Regions from separate parts of the Homo sapiens genome. Here region 1 is linked to region 2. Evidence: read pairs that join two places in POLR2A ChIA-PET (ENCODE). Cell type or tissue: OCI-LY7. All regions are shown on one strand. Links, peaks and the distances in the headings refer to the core of each region. The heading gives the core; the rest is flanking DNA.

Evidence for each region. ChIA-PET counts read pairs that join two places held together with the same protein. Peaks named below come from ENCODE experiments on the same cell type or tissue, not always from the same donor. Only the 100,000 strongest peaks of a DNase experiment are listed, where the experiment ranks them.
Region 1: POLR2A ChIA-PET joins it to region 2 with 6 read pairs; 4 of 35 experiments call an interaction of 5 or more read pairs at or near these places.

Annotation. Positions count from the first base shown.
Region 1 is chr12:76,547,677-76,553,477 of GRCh38, reverse strand. All of the region lies in intron 1 of OSBPL8 (oxysterol binding protein like 8), which reads left to right. Among named protein-coding and RNA genes, the nearest start is that of OSBPL8, 9.2 kb to the left of the region's middle. In OCI-LY7, for the core only: no CTCF peak of the experiment used is centred there; a DNase peak (open chromatin) is centred at 2,007; H3K27ac peaks cover 745 bases.
Region 2 is chr12:75,956,242-75,964,167 of GRCh38, reverse strand. It overlaps the pseudogene RN7SL734P. Among named protein-coding and RNA genes, the nearest start is that of PHLDA1-AS1, 70 kb to the left of the region's middle. RefSeq lists an enhancer at 5,741-6,686. In OCI-LY7, for the core only: no CTCF peak of the experiment used is centred there; DNase peaks (open chromatin) are centred at 3,947 and 4,517; H3K4me3 peaks cover 2,236 bases; H3K27ac peaks cover 2,997 bases.

The DNA of each region.
Region 1 (5,801 bases), core at 24-4,023, 590 kb before region 2:
TGCCCAGCTTGGTCTTGAACCCCTAGCCTCAAATGATTCTCCCACCTTGGTCTCCCAAAGTGCTGGGATTATAGATGTGAGCTGCCATGCCAGGCCTATTTAGTGATATTTGAGGGACACAGATCTGTACAGTTGAAATCTGTCCTGTTGAGATGACCACCAGTAAGGTAATTTTTGCTTTTTGGCTGCCAAATGCCTACATATTAGCAGGAATAGTTTGTCAGATTACATAATTTTTTACAAGGAAGGCTGGGGCCCATGTGGAAATTATGGAATCTATGTTGGTATATTTTGATGGGATGGAAGTATGGTAGATCTGGAGAGAGAGAAGTTCAATCTAAGTAACATTATTACCGGGTAGAGTAATGAGGTGGGGTGCTTTGGATGTGAGGGCACAGGTACATTGTTCAAGTGGAGAGTAGGATGAGGGACTTCTGGAGACTAGCTTTGCTTAGTGTGTAATTTTGTGCATTGTTATGATTATAATAACTTGTAAGATCAGCAATTTGGAAGTAAAGAAAAGCAGTGCTGTGCATCATAGTGTGGAGTTTGTAATAGTTCTAGGCTGTTTTGCAAGATGTAGGTGCTTTACAAATATCCATTGGTAGTAATGGAAGTGCTCTGTCTTATCACCTATTTTAGAAATCTGGAGAGGCAGAATAGCACGAACCCTGGAGCCAGACTGCCAAAGTTCAGAACTGGTACAGCCACTTACTAGCCTATTGCACTGGCCCTATGCTGACTTGGGGTGGCCAAAAGGGAAGAAAATGGCATATTTAAGCAGAGAGGGGGCCAGAGATAGCACTCTGTGAGTTTTCCATGGTTCTTACATGGTCTGAAAGAGATCTGGATGTTCTCACATATGACTAGTGAAGGAAATAGAAGTTAGTAGAGTGAGAGCCAGGAAGCCTGTCATTAGGCTGCTATTGTGAGGGAGGGACCATGTAGTAGACAGAGGTTGTGGGAAGGGCAGATTCATTTCATTGCCCACAAAAATTTGTGCTCCCTCTTGCTTGCAACATTTTTTTTTTTTTTTTTTTTTTTTTTTTGGAGACATGGGGTATCGCTCTGTTGCTCAGGCCAGAGTGCAGTGGCAGGATCTTGGCTCACTGCAACCTTCGCCTCCTGGGCTCAAGTGATTCTTGTGCCTTAGCCTTCCGAGTAGCTGGTACTACAGGGATGTGCCACCGTGCCTGGCAAATTTTTTGTATTTTTGGTAGAGATGGGGTTTCACCATGTTGCCCAGGCTGGTCTCTAACTGCTGAGTTCAAGCGATCTGCCCGCCTCAGCCTCCCAAAGTGCTGGCATTACAGGTGTGAGCCACTGTGCCTGCCACTAGTTTTTCACTAGTGAATGTGAATAGAAATCAATTTGTTGTCACTTCTGGGTTGAAGTGGCAGAAAAAATAGGTATTCTTTCTTCACCTTCTCTTTTCTAATTCAAGGGCCAGATGCAGAGGTTTAGGCTCTTAAGGGATAGTAAAACCATAAGATTGGAATGTTCTACAGTCCCTAAATTTACCATGTGAAAGAAATTTGTGTACCAAATAGGAATACCCACAATGGATTGTAATATTAATGAGAAATTTTAATTGTGTGAAGCTACCGAAAATCTGGGGTTTATTTGTTAAGCAGCTAGTGTTGCCTTAAGTATAAGCCAGGGACTGGATAGACGAGGTAGTCGAGACTGTAATAATATCCGTACCAGCAGGAGCTGAGGTGGGTGGGGCCAAGTTAGGAGATCCTCTGGATACTGTTCCAACATATTCATCAGCATGTGCCATTGTGACTCTGTGAGGGCCAATATTCAAACCTTAGAGGCCTGTGAGGATCCCCAGGGCAATCCATGGGTCTGTATTCAGGCTAATCATAATACTCCAGATGCCCATGAAAGCTTTATCTTACGCCCAGTCACCATGATAAGAATGAGGAACAGAGAAAATCTATACAAGTCTGAAGAGTTTTCTTAAAGTAGGGTTTCTTAACTTGACTCTGTTGATATTTTGGGCTGGATAATTCTTTGTTGTGTGTTCCTGTGCATTGTAGAATGTATAGCACCATCCCTGGCCTCTACTCACTAGATGCTAGTACCATCTTTCTTAATTGTGACAATGAAAAATGTTTCAAGATATTGCCAGATGTTCCCTGGGGACAAGGTCACTCTCAGTAGAGAACTACTGCTTTAAAGATTGAGTGAATGAGTGAATCTGAAAGAAATGATTTTAAATGGAAAGAAACTATTATCCTTAATTAAAGAACTTTTTCCCCTTTTAGGGGTTGGGTAAGGTTCATGGGGAGCAGTTCATTTCTGTATATCCAATAAAGGAAGCTATGTTGTTTTTATAAAACATCCTAGTTTCTAGTGTGTGTGTGTGTGTTTTCCTCTCTTCCTTGATATACTATATATATGTTTGTATTATTTTTTGAGTGACAGAGTCTCCTCCTGTCTCCTGCACTCCAGGCTGGAGTGCAGAATTCCTGAGCTCAAAGGATCCTCCTGCCTCACCTTCCCCAGTAGCTAGGACTACAGGTTTGTGCCACTGTGGCTGGCTACTTTATTTTTTTTGTACAGACAGGGTTTCGCTATTTTGCATAGGCTGAATTTGAACTCCTGCCTCCCAAAATGTTGGGATTACAGGCATGAACCCTGGTACCCAGCCTTAATGTTGATTCACCTTTCTCTTTATCAGCTTTAGAAATTACTTGAATTTTCCATTTATTACCTTGTGATTATTTCTTCTAAACCAGTAGCTGTACTTTTTATTGGCTAGACTAAGCTTGTCCAATCCCTGGCTGGTGAGCTGCGCACGGCCCAGGACAGTTTTGAATGCGGCCCAACACAAATTCATAAACTTTCTTAAAACATAAGGAGATTTTTTTGTTTTTTAAAGCTCATCAGCTATTGTTAGTGTTAGTGTATTTTATGGGTGGCCCAAGACAATTCTTCTCTTCCAGTGTGGTCCAGGGAAGCCAAATGATTGGACACCCCTGGCCTAAACAAATACACGTTTTTTCCCCTGTAATCTCAGCTGTCATGTCCACAGGTTGTCTCTAAATTATGAAAACCAATAAATAGTGTTGATACCATGACTGTGTAAGTATTATTTAATGCTAAGCCAGATAATGTGCTTAGATGATTATTCCTTTTCTGTCCCTGGGCTGCCAGAAGAAACATGTTGATAATATAGAGAATTAGTAGACTTTATTTATTTTATCAATTCTGACCATCAAATTAAAAAAAAATTTGGATATGACCAAAATCTAACTTTGGAATTAAAAAAGTTTTTGAATAGGACTTCCTGTTTTTCTTAGTGTCTTAAATTGCCCTCTTTTCTTGTACTATATGCCTCTATTATAGCCTCCCCTACACCCCAGCCCCCCCACACCCCAACTCTTCAGCATACTGCCTTTTGTGCTGCATTCTCTATTTATCTGTATTTGTCTGTAACTCTGCCTCCATTTGGACTCTTCTAGGTCTTTTCTTGTAACTTCCTTTCTCCTTACTCTTGAATTGGATCCATTCTGTTATACATATTTTTTTTTCCTTTTTTTTTTTTGCATCTGCTTGATCTGTTTATTGGAGTACATCTTCAAATAACTCTTTGAAAAAGAAGTATGTATGAGAGGCAAACTTTCCGAATTCTGTGTAAAAAAGTCTCCATTCTATTCTCACAAATGATTGATAATTTGGCTGGGTACAATATTGTTAGTTAGAAATAATTTTCCTTTAGAACCCTGAAAGGATTGCTTTGTTGTCTTCTAGCATCTAGGGATGCTGATTAGAAGTCATACATCAACGCCTGTAATCCCAGCACTTTGGGAGGCCGAGGCGGGTGGATCATGAGGTCAAGAGTTTGAGACCAGCCTGGCCAACATAGTGAAACCCTGTCTCTACTAAAAATTAGCTGGGCATGGTGGCAGGTGCCTGTAATCCCAGCTACTTAGGAGTCTGAGGCAGGAGAATCACTTGAACCTGGGAGGTGGACGTTGCAGTGAGCCGAGATCAAACTACTGCACTCTAGCCTGGGTGAGACTCCGTCTCAAAAGAAAAAAAGAAGGAGTCATGTATCAGTCTGATTCACTATCCTTTTAAGGTGATTTGTTCTTTATTCTGTCTGAAAACTTTTAGAATCCGTTCTTTTGTATCTTCTACAAAGTCATAATGAGGTGTATAGGTCATTTTTGTTTTGTTTGGCTGTTTGTCTAGATACTCAGTTGCTCTTACAGTCTGAATCAGATTATTTTTCCAATTCCAGGAAACTCTTCTCTGTCTTTAATAATTTCCTCCCTTCATCATGTTTTTTGCTTTTCAGTAGGCAGTTGCTTTCTGTCTTGATCTTCCTTCTCTCATCTTTTATATTTTGTGGGTTTTTTTTCCCCTTTAGTATTTTGGCTGATTTTCCTGGGGGTAATCTGTAAGTTTTGTTGTTCTCTTTTTCTTTTCCCACCATTTTTACACTATGTTGTATTGTCGTCTTGAGTCTTAGAATGTGCAAATTAGATTTTTTTAAAGATACCTTGTGTCTCCTTGTGTCTAATTTATCTCCTTTTCTCCTCCGGTCAGTTTTTATGTTTGTTTTTGTAATCATTCTTTTTTCATGCTCAGTTTTCCTTATGTGCCTGATAATTCTTGGTTGTCCATTCATGGTTAAGAAAGACAGACTAGGTTCCTGGTCACCCTCCCTCCCCTGTTCCTTGGACTGTTTTCCCTATTAGATTTTTTTTTCTTTGAGTAGGAATTCTGGCCAGAGCACTTTGTGGGGCAAGGTAGTACAGAGTAGGATCTGTCTCTTGGCAGATTGTTTTAGGGTAAAAGAGAGAGGAGCTAGCTGCTAGGCTATGTATGGGCCCTTTAAATGCTGGATGAGATGTGTTTACTCTGTGCCACACCTCCGCTTAGCTTTCCCTAGATAGTGGTTCACTTTCTTTAGGGAAAAGCTGACTTGTTTTTTTGCCTGGAGGTAAAATGTCAGTTGTTTAGAAACTGCTTGGAAATAGGGGATGGGAGATATAGCTGTCCCTTATAGTTAGTCAAGTAATACTCAGTTCTCTTATTTTTAACCCTACTATTTATTTCCACCCTCTGCTGTACCATTTACTTTATAATCATGCTTTCCTGGGGATCTTCTCAGACGTATTGGTTCCCATCCTTTCCATGTCACTCTTAAAGGTTATAATGAGGCTGTGGCTTTTTCCGCTTGTTATTTCTATCAATCTCACATATACTTTCATTTCCCAGAAATTTGTTGGATTTTCTTTCTAGCCTCAATTTTAATTTCTTTACTGTTACGATTTTCTTTCTTTTATGAGTTGTTTTTATTTCAGTGGAGTATCTGGAGTAACTGAAGGGAAAGTTTGTATTTAGCGCCCCATCTTTTATTAGAAGTCTTCTTCTAGCTTCATAAACAGAAGAAACAGAGCCTATTGAACTATTTTTTTGTTAATGCAGATTTATTCATAGAAATTATGATGATCATGATACAGTGTTAAAATACACTTATGTCCCTTCACTATTGATTTGTATAGTTGTTTGTGCCTTTATGCCGCTTGGTCCTAAAACTTGAACTCTGAATTCTTGCTTGCTTCATAGTTTTTGTTTCCCCTTTCGTTGTCCCCTACCCCAACTTGCATGTTGTTATGATTATCTTGCCATTTCTTGTTTGCTACTTGGAAACTGAATGAAACTGTTTAGAATTGTGTGTAAAATAGTGACTTTGCTCCAGGGAATGGCATTTTAGCTTTAAACACATGACCCTTGTGGCATTTTAATTATTTGGAAGTCTTTTGTTCTGTTTCTCAAGT
Region 2 (7,926 bases), core at 1,779-5,778:
GGCAGGGTATATCAGGCTACAGTCTCCATGTAAGTGAAGGTGTCAGTTCTTTTCCAGGTTAAGGTATACTATACTAACTGGTATGACTGTTTGATCCCTAATTTGGGAAATGATACATGTAGTGGTAAAGAAACAGGATTTGGAATCAGACTGAAGATAAATCCCTCTAAGACAGGAATAGCATCCATCTTGTTTGTTGATAACCAAAACCTAGCTTCACTGGTTCCTGGCACAGGGAATATACTCAATAACTATTTTGAATGTTGAGGGAATGAATCAATGGATATATGAATGAATGAACTAACCTGTTTGAAATTCCAGAGCTTCTATATTTGAGACTTATGGCCTTGGGCAGGTTACCCAAGTTCTCTGAGTCTTAGTTTTCTTATTTGAAAAATTGGAAAAATAATACTCAGTTTACAGGGTTGTTATGAGAAATAACATGATCTAACATATCCATAGCCCTTAGCACAATGCCTTAATAAAGGCAAGCTGTCATAACAGTGATAGTAGCAGTATTAATGTTCATCACTCCCATAATCACAGAATTGTTGTTCAGTGGGGGAGGAGGTGGGTAAAATGTGGACATAGATCCTCATGGCAGCCAATGAGAGATTAACAGAGGAGAATTGTTGTGGAGTGGAGAGTCTGGACAGGGGTTATTTTATGAGGTTTAGGTGAGAGATTGTACATGCCTTGACCTTGATAGAGAAGGTAGACATGGCTGGGGTGAGGCCTTAGCAAAACTGGGTCAATTTGAACTAGTTTCCTTTGGGAAATCACCAGTGTGTCTGGCCTCAAAGTTCAGGCCATTTCTACCACATCATAGTACATACTCCTACCTATGTGAAGAAAAGAGGGGGATAAATAAAATGTAGGTCTCTCTCTCTCTCTGTGCGTGTGTGCGTGTGTGTGTGTGTGTGTGTGTGTGTGTGTGCGCGTGTGTTAAAGGCCTGGAAGATACTGCCTAGTTGGTAATGGAGACAAAGTTGTTGGGAGGTAGTCAAAAGGAAGGGTTGGTGTTAATCAGAGTAAATTTCTGCCTTTCCCTTCTGGCTGGGCCCAGTCTTACCTCTGGATGGGAAGCACAGCTGATATGCTGCCATGCTAGGTTCACTAGCTCATGCTTTCTGGAGGAAAGCAACGATGTTTGCCGTCATGCAATCTTATGCTATTTTGCAAGCCAATTTTTACAGCCTTTACAAAGTACTCGTTAAAAGGGAATATATAAAATGCTTGAAGGGAGAACCATGAGAGAAAGTTGGTGCCATGAGTGTATCTTATTAGGTGTGTTCTAACAGGCTAGATATTTTACATACCTTATGTTTCATTTGTATGACCTCTCTCTCCATTTTATAGACGAGGATGCTGAGACTTGGAGAGGCTAAGTAACTTGGTTACTAAGTTGTGCAGTCAAGATTCCAACCCTGACCTTTCTGAATTCTGAAGCTATTCTCTGACCATATTCTATAATGCATGTGAGGATGCAAAGCTAAATGAGCCTTTCACTCTCTGCCTTTGTCTTCTCTCTGCAGTTATCTTGCATTTTATGGAAGGGCTAGCTCAGCGATGGGAATGGATGTTTTTATGGAAAAGAATCACTTACCGGCCAGGCATGGTGGCTCATGCCTGTAAGCCCAACACTTAGGGAGGCCGAGGCGGGTGGATCACGAGGTCAGGAGTTCAAGACCAGCCTGGCCAAGTCTCTGCTACAAAAGTGAGCCAGGTGTGGCGGCGAGCACCTGTAATCCCAGCCACTTGGGAGGCTGAGGTAGAGAATTTTGCTTGAACCCAGGAGGTGGATGTTGCAGGGAGCCGAAATTGCGCCACTGCACTCCAGCCTGAGCGACAGAGCAAGACTGTCTCAAAAAAAAAAAAAAAAAAAAAAGAATCACTTGCTGTTCCAGGCACAATGGTTGTATCTTAACTTAATAAGAGGAGTAAACAAGTGTTGAATCCTTAGTATGTGCCAGCCATTACACTAAGAGCATCACCCTCACGATCTTACTTAATCCTCACCGCAAGCCCATGAGCTGAGCACTGTGCATGCATGCTACTGGGAGGTAGTGGGTGGGATCAGTATAGGCTCTTCCAGCTCATTGCCACGCCTTGGCAGGGTGAGGTCCATTGCATTGGCTTCCCTGCCAGATGCTGTAGGAAAATACACTGGAGGCCAGGTGCAGTGGCTCATGCCTGAATCCCAGCACTTCGGGAGGCTGAGGAGGTGGGCAGATCCCTTGAGCCAGGAGTTTGAGACTAGCTTAGGCAACATGGCAAGGCCCCATCTCTATGAGAAATACAAAAATTAGCCAGGCATGGTGGTGCATGCCTGTAGTCCCAGCTTACTCAGGGGGCTGAGGTGGGAGGATTGCTTGAGCCCAGAAGGTCAAGGCTGCAATCAAGCTGAGACTGCACCATGACACTACAGCCTGGGCAACAAAGTGAGAAGCTGTTTCCAAAAAAACAAAAACAAACAAACAGAAAACACCAGAGACCTGGTTCCTAGGTTCATAGCATTCTCCCGTGGAACATAAACAGCTAGTGTAAGACCTATCTTCCTCCAGAAACAAGTGAGTTATGAGTGCAGATACAGTTCATTGACAGTCAATGTGATCCATAAGCTGGGTGGGACAGTGGTTTTTCCAAGGCCACATCCCACCTTATCATCTTCTTCCCTGTAATAGCTGTAAGAGTATTAGCTCATATTTGTTGACCTGTTGTTGAGCTCCAGACACTGTCCTAGTCATTGTACATGCATTCTCTCTAATCCTCATTGCTATTCTCTGAGGGTGGAACTGAGACAAAAAAAAATTAAGTCCATTTGCCCAAGGACTCACAGCAAATGGAAGGGCTCTGATTTGGACCTGAGGGCATCTGTTTTTAGAGGCTAAATGCCTGACAGGGAGGTCTACAGCTGAAAGTCTCAACCAGATGGTAAATGAGAAGCACTGCGTTTTATTTACCTTCCTGACACCAGGTCATGTACTGTAGGGACTCAGTAAGACTTGTTACTCAGGGCCAGTTGCGGTGGCTCACACTTGTAATCCCAGCACTTTGGGAGGCTGAGGCGAGTGAATCACCAGTTTAGGAGTTCAAAACCAGCCTGGCCAATATGGTGAAACCCCAACTCTACTAAAAATACAAAAATTAGCTGGGTGTGGTGGCGGGCACCTGTAGTCCCAGTGTCTGGGGAGGCTGAGGCAGGAGAATCGCTTGAACCTGGGAGGCAGAGGTTGCAGTGAGCCAAGATCATACCACTGCACTCCAGCCTGGGTGACAGAACAAGACTGCATCTCAAAAAACAAAACAAAACAAAACAAAACCCAAAAACTTGTTACTCAGAAGAAGCACCAAAAGGTGGTTGTTTTGGGGGATTGGCAATGGTGTGGAGTATATCGTATGTGCTAAGTGCTTTTTAACCAACTTGGATCGAGGCCAGGGTTATTTTCCTATTCTAGGTCTGACCTCAAAGTGCTCCCTTTGGCATGTTGGATTCAATTATTAGGGTGTTTTCACATTTACCTTTCCCAGCAATAGTTTTCAGCCTTAGCATTCTGCTCACATTTCACTTTTAACTAAGTCTCTCTTTAGCAATCTGCTCAGACCTCTTGCCTGTGTGAATAAAGTTTGATTTTCACAAAGGGCACTTTCTAGTCAAAATTCCATACTTGCTGCTTTCCGGGCTATGAAGTGCTGACCTGGGTGGAGGAGACATTGTTTCCTTAGAAAACGACAGAGCTTGAAGCTCTTCACTGATGTGAGGGCCTTTCTCTCCCACTTTGGAACAGTATCAGTCAGATGTACTTCATTAGAGAGACCCTGGGCTAGTTCCTAGGAGCTTCCTGTCCACCAGCTGCTACAGTGGGGTTGGCAGGTACCAGGTGTGGCCAGCAAACATACCTGCCTCAGAGGCCTGGGTCCTTTGAAGTGCCGAAGGAATGTCACACTTCAAAGAAACCTCACTGCAGCTGTCACCTGGCTATCGAGGGGAGGTCAGAGAGTTAATATGCAACCATGAAACTCCCACCTCCAGCCAACACCTGCAAAGCTGAAGCACATTTTTTTTTTCTGGTGCACAGGATTTGAAAGCATTGTTCCTAATTTATCTCAGCATTGTTCCTAATTTATCTCAGCAAGAGCTCAATGCCCTATGTCTTCAGATAAAGATCTATTGTATATATCTGTCCAACAATAAAATAAGTAAATGAGCTGGATTTTTCTTTTCTGAATAGGAATTATTTAGTAATGAAGTAAGTATTTGCAATTACTATTTGCAGGGGTTTAATTATGGGACTAATTTGTAAAAAACATTAGCAAGGCTTTGTACAAATGTAGCATCTTTTATCCGAGGATCACAATGTGTTGTATGCAAATGAATGAACTCTGCTGATGGCTCTGTTTGGTATGCACTCAGTCACTGTTTTAAATTTTCCTTGGGCATTCAGCACTCTAGGGCTGGGGTGGGAAGCCAACATTTATTTATAAATTGCAGCAAGATGGATGTAGATTAGATCTAAAAAAGGACTTCCTGGTTGTGATGTTACTAAATGCTGGCCTGAATTACTGCAGCAGTTTTTAAAGACTTGCGTGAACAAGACTTCCTGCCACTTTGATAGTAGTCTTTTTATTAGAAAACCAAACCCATCATCTTCTTCCAGTAGAAGAAGCTAAGTTTTCAACTTAAACACAAATAGTAAGCCATTAAAGAAAAGAAAAAGAGGGTTGGAGTGAGTGACTATAAAAGCCCAAATTCTGGCAGACTCTCCTTTAAGGCTCTGGACTCTGCTAAAACCTGGACTGCAGGAAGGTATGCCTCAATTAACATCATAAAGGCTAAATTTTGCCTGGGGATAGCCTTTGTTACAGTTCCTAGCCTCAAAAAAATGGCTTCAGCTCCCTTTCCCTCCCACCCTTGTTTATACATTCCAATACAGATTTGCATCTAAAAAATAAGATAGACAAATGCCTGCATGTATATGTTTATAGTGGAATTTCATTACAGATATCTGCCTAATGCTGACAGATAAACCAGGCCCGATGACCTAATATTCCTCCTGCACTTGTTTTATTTGAGCTTCATGTTTCTTCTACCTACTCCTCCTTCGGCAGGAACAGAAAGATTTAGAAAAGAACAGGTTCTTTGCAAACAGCCTATGGCTACTCTGATGGCGGACCCTCATTCACCCTCACTCTCTGCTTTCTAATCTCTTTCCTGTCCCACTGCCTTACGGTTTATTGAAACCTCAAAACTTTCTATAGCTTTGGTGCTAAATTTTGCAATCAGTTTTCTTCCTCACTTAGGGGTTAGTGCCCCTGGACTCATATTGGGCTGCAGCAGAGCAAGTGGAAGGTCAGAGGAGTTGAAAAGAAGAGTTTCTGGAATTGGGCTGCTTAATTCAAAATCTGGTTTATGAACCATGGGAACTTGGGCAGGTTTCTTCACCTCTCTGCCTAGTTTCTTTAACTGTCAAATGGGGACAGTATTAATCCCTACCTTATAGAAAATTCATGAGAGTTTAAATGAGATGATACATGTATAATACATATTTCAGGTAACATAATACAGATTTCTGTTAATTAATTAGACTCCAAAAACATAAAGATGGGAATACTTGTATCTCATAGCATTTTTGAATGCTTTTCACATGCTTCTTAAGTATTGTACACATACCATCTCATTTAACTCTCATGACTTTTCTATAAGGTAGGAATTAATATTGTCCCTGTTTGAAAGTTAAATAAACCAGGCAGCGAGATGAAGAACTCTGCCCAAGTTCCCATGGTTCATAAACCAGATTTTGAACTAAGCAGCCCAATTCCAGAAACTCTTCTTTTAATTAATTAAACTCTGAAAACATAAGGATGCTTATACTTATATTTCTTTCCTGGATCCAGAGCATCTTCAATTATTATGGTGTTTCTCCAACTGTGGGTTGGGTATTATTAATGGCTCATGAACTCAACTTAATTTGATATCAACTAGCCTACGAAAAAAGGAAAAATATCTGTGTACAAGGCAGGTATTAAGGATAGTACTACCAGGCATGATAGCATGCATCTATAGTCCCAGCTATTCAGGAGGCTGAAGTGGGAGGATCGCTTGAGTCCAGGAGTTCTTGGCTGTAGTGCATGATGCCAATTGAGTGTCTGCACTAAGTTCAGCATCAATGTAGTGACCTCCCAGAAGCAGGAGACAACCAGGTTGCCTAAGGAGGGGTGAAGTGGCAGAGGTTGGAAACAGAGCAGTGCAAAACTCCCACACTGATCGGTATTGGCATCACACCTGTGAAGAGCGACTGCCTTGCAGCCTGGACAACATACTGAAACCTGCCTCTTTTGAGTTCTTACCTTATAAAGTATCCTTTCTTCTCATGCATCTATCCTAAGACAACAGAAAGTACAGTATGTAAACTTTTTTTTAAACATGATAGTACTGTTTTAGAAAACTTTTATTTATTTTATACCTGTATACTTATATGTGATATGTACATTTACTTAACATGCTTTACCTATGTATATTTACATATATACTTACATGAGGTACATTGAATCATGATGTAAAATATTATTTCAAGTCAAAAAAGTGAAAAAATGCAAGACATTTTTCCATACAAATTGAACAGAGTTGCCTGCTGTACCCGTTTCTCCCCTGCGTCATGGGTTATGTACTGTACTCTTTCAAGATGATAGTGGTCTTTTAGAAATATTATTAGGAAAGTCATAAATGCAGCCAAGGAGGGAAGAAAGGAATAATTTAAATGACATATACGGCAAGGCAGACAAAAACTATTGGGCATAGTATGTAAATTATAGAAGTTCATTTTTTACAAAGTATATATATGTAAAGGTTTAATATCTTTACTATATACAGAACACTTACAAGGCATATGAGCAATTAATTCATAAAAGGACAGTCAGCCACCTCTATCTGCGGATTCTGCATCTGTGGATTCAACCAACTGTGAATCAAAGCATTTCAAAAAAAATAATAATTATCTCTGTACTGAACATATACAGACTTTTAGATCTTGTCATTATTCCCTAAATAATACAGTATAACAACTATTTACATAACATTTATATTTTATTAGATAATGTAAGTAATCTAGAGACTAGTTAAAGTATACAGGAGGCTAGGCGTGGTGGCTCACGCCTGTAATCCCAACGCTTTGGGAAGCCGAGGAGGGCGAATCACGAGGTCAGGAGTTTGAGACTAGCCTGGCCAACATGGTGAAACCCCGTCTCTACTAAAAAAGACAAAAAATTAACTGGGTGTACTGGTGGGCGCCTGTAATCCCAGCTACTCAGGAGGCTGAGGCAGGAGAATTGCTTGAACCCGGGAGGTGAAGGTTGCAGTGAGCTGAGATCGCGCCACCGCACTCCAGCCCTGGTGACAGAGGGAGACTCCATCAAAAAAAAAAAACTTTACAGAAGAGACTAGGTGCGGTGGCTCATGCCTGTAATCCCAGCACTTTGGGAGGCCAAGGCGGGCAGATCACCTGAGGCCAGGAGTTCAAGACCAGCCCGGGCAATATGACAAAACCCTGTTTCTACTAAAAATATAAAAATTAGCCGGGTGTGATGGTGGGTGCCTGTAATCCCGGCTACTCAGGAGGCTGAGGCAGGAGAATCGCTTGAACCTGGGAGGTAAGGGTTGCAGGGAGCCGAGACGGCGCCACCGCACTGCAGCCCGGGCGACAGAGCGAGACTCCGTCTCAAAAAATAAAAAATAAAAAAAAGTATACAGGGAAATGTGCATAGGTTATATGAAAATACTGTATCATTTTATATTGCAGACCTGAGTATTTGCAGATTTTGGTACCTGCAAGAGGTCCTGGAACCAATACCCCATGGATACTGAGGGACAACTGTAAATAGTAAGCATATAAAAATATCTTTCACTTCATTACTAATAAAGGAATACAA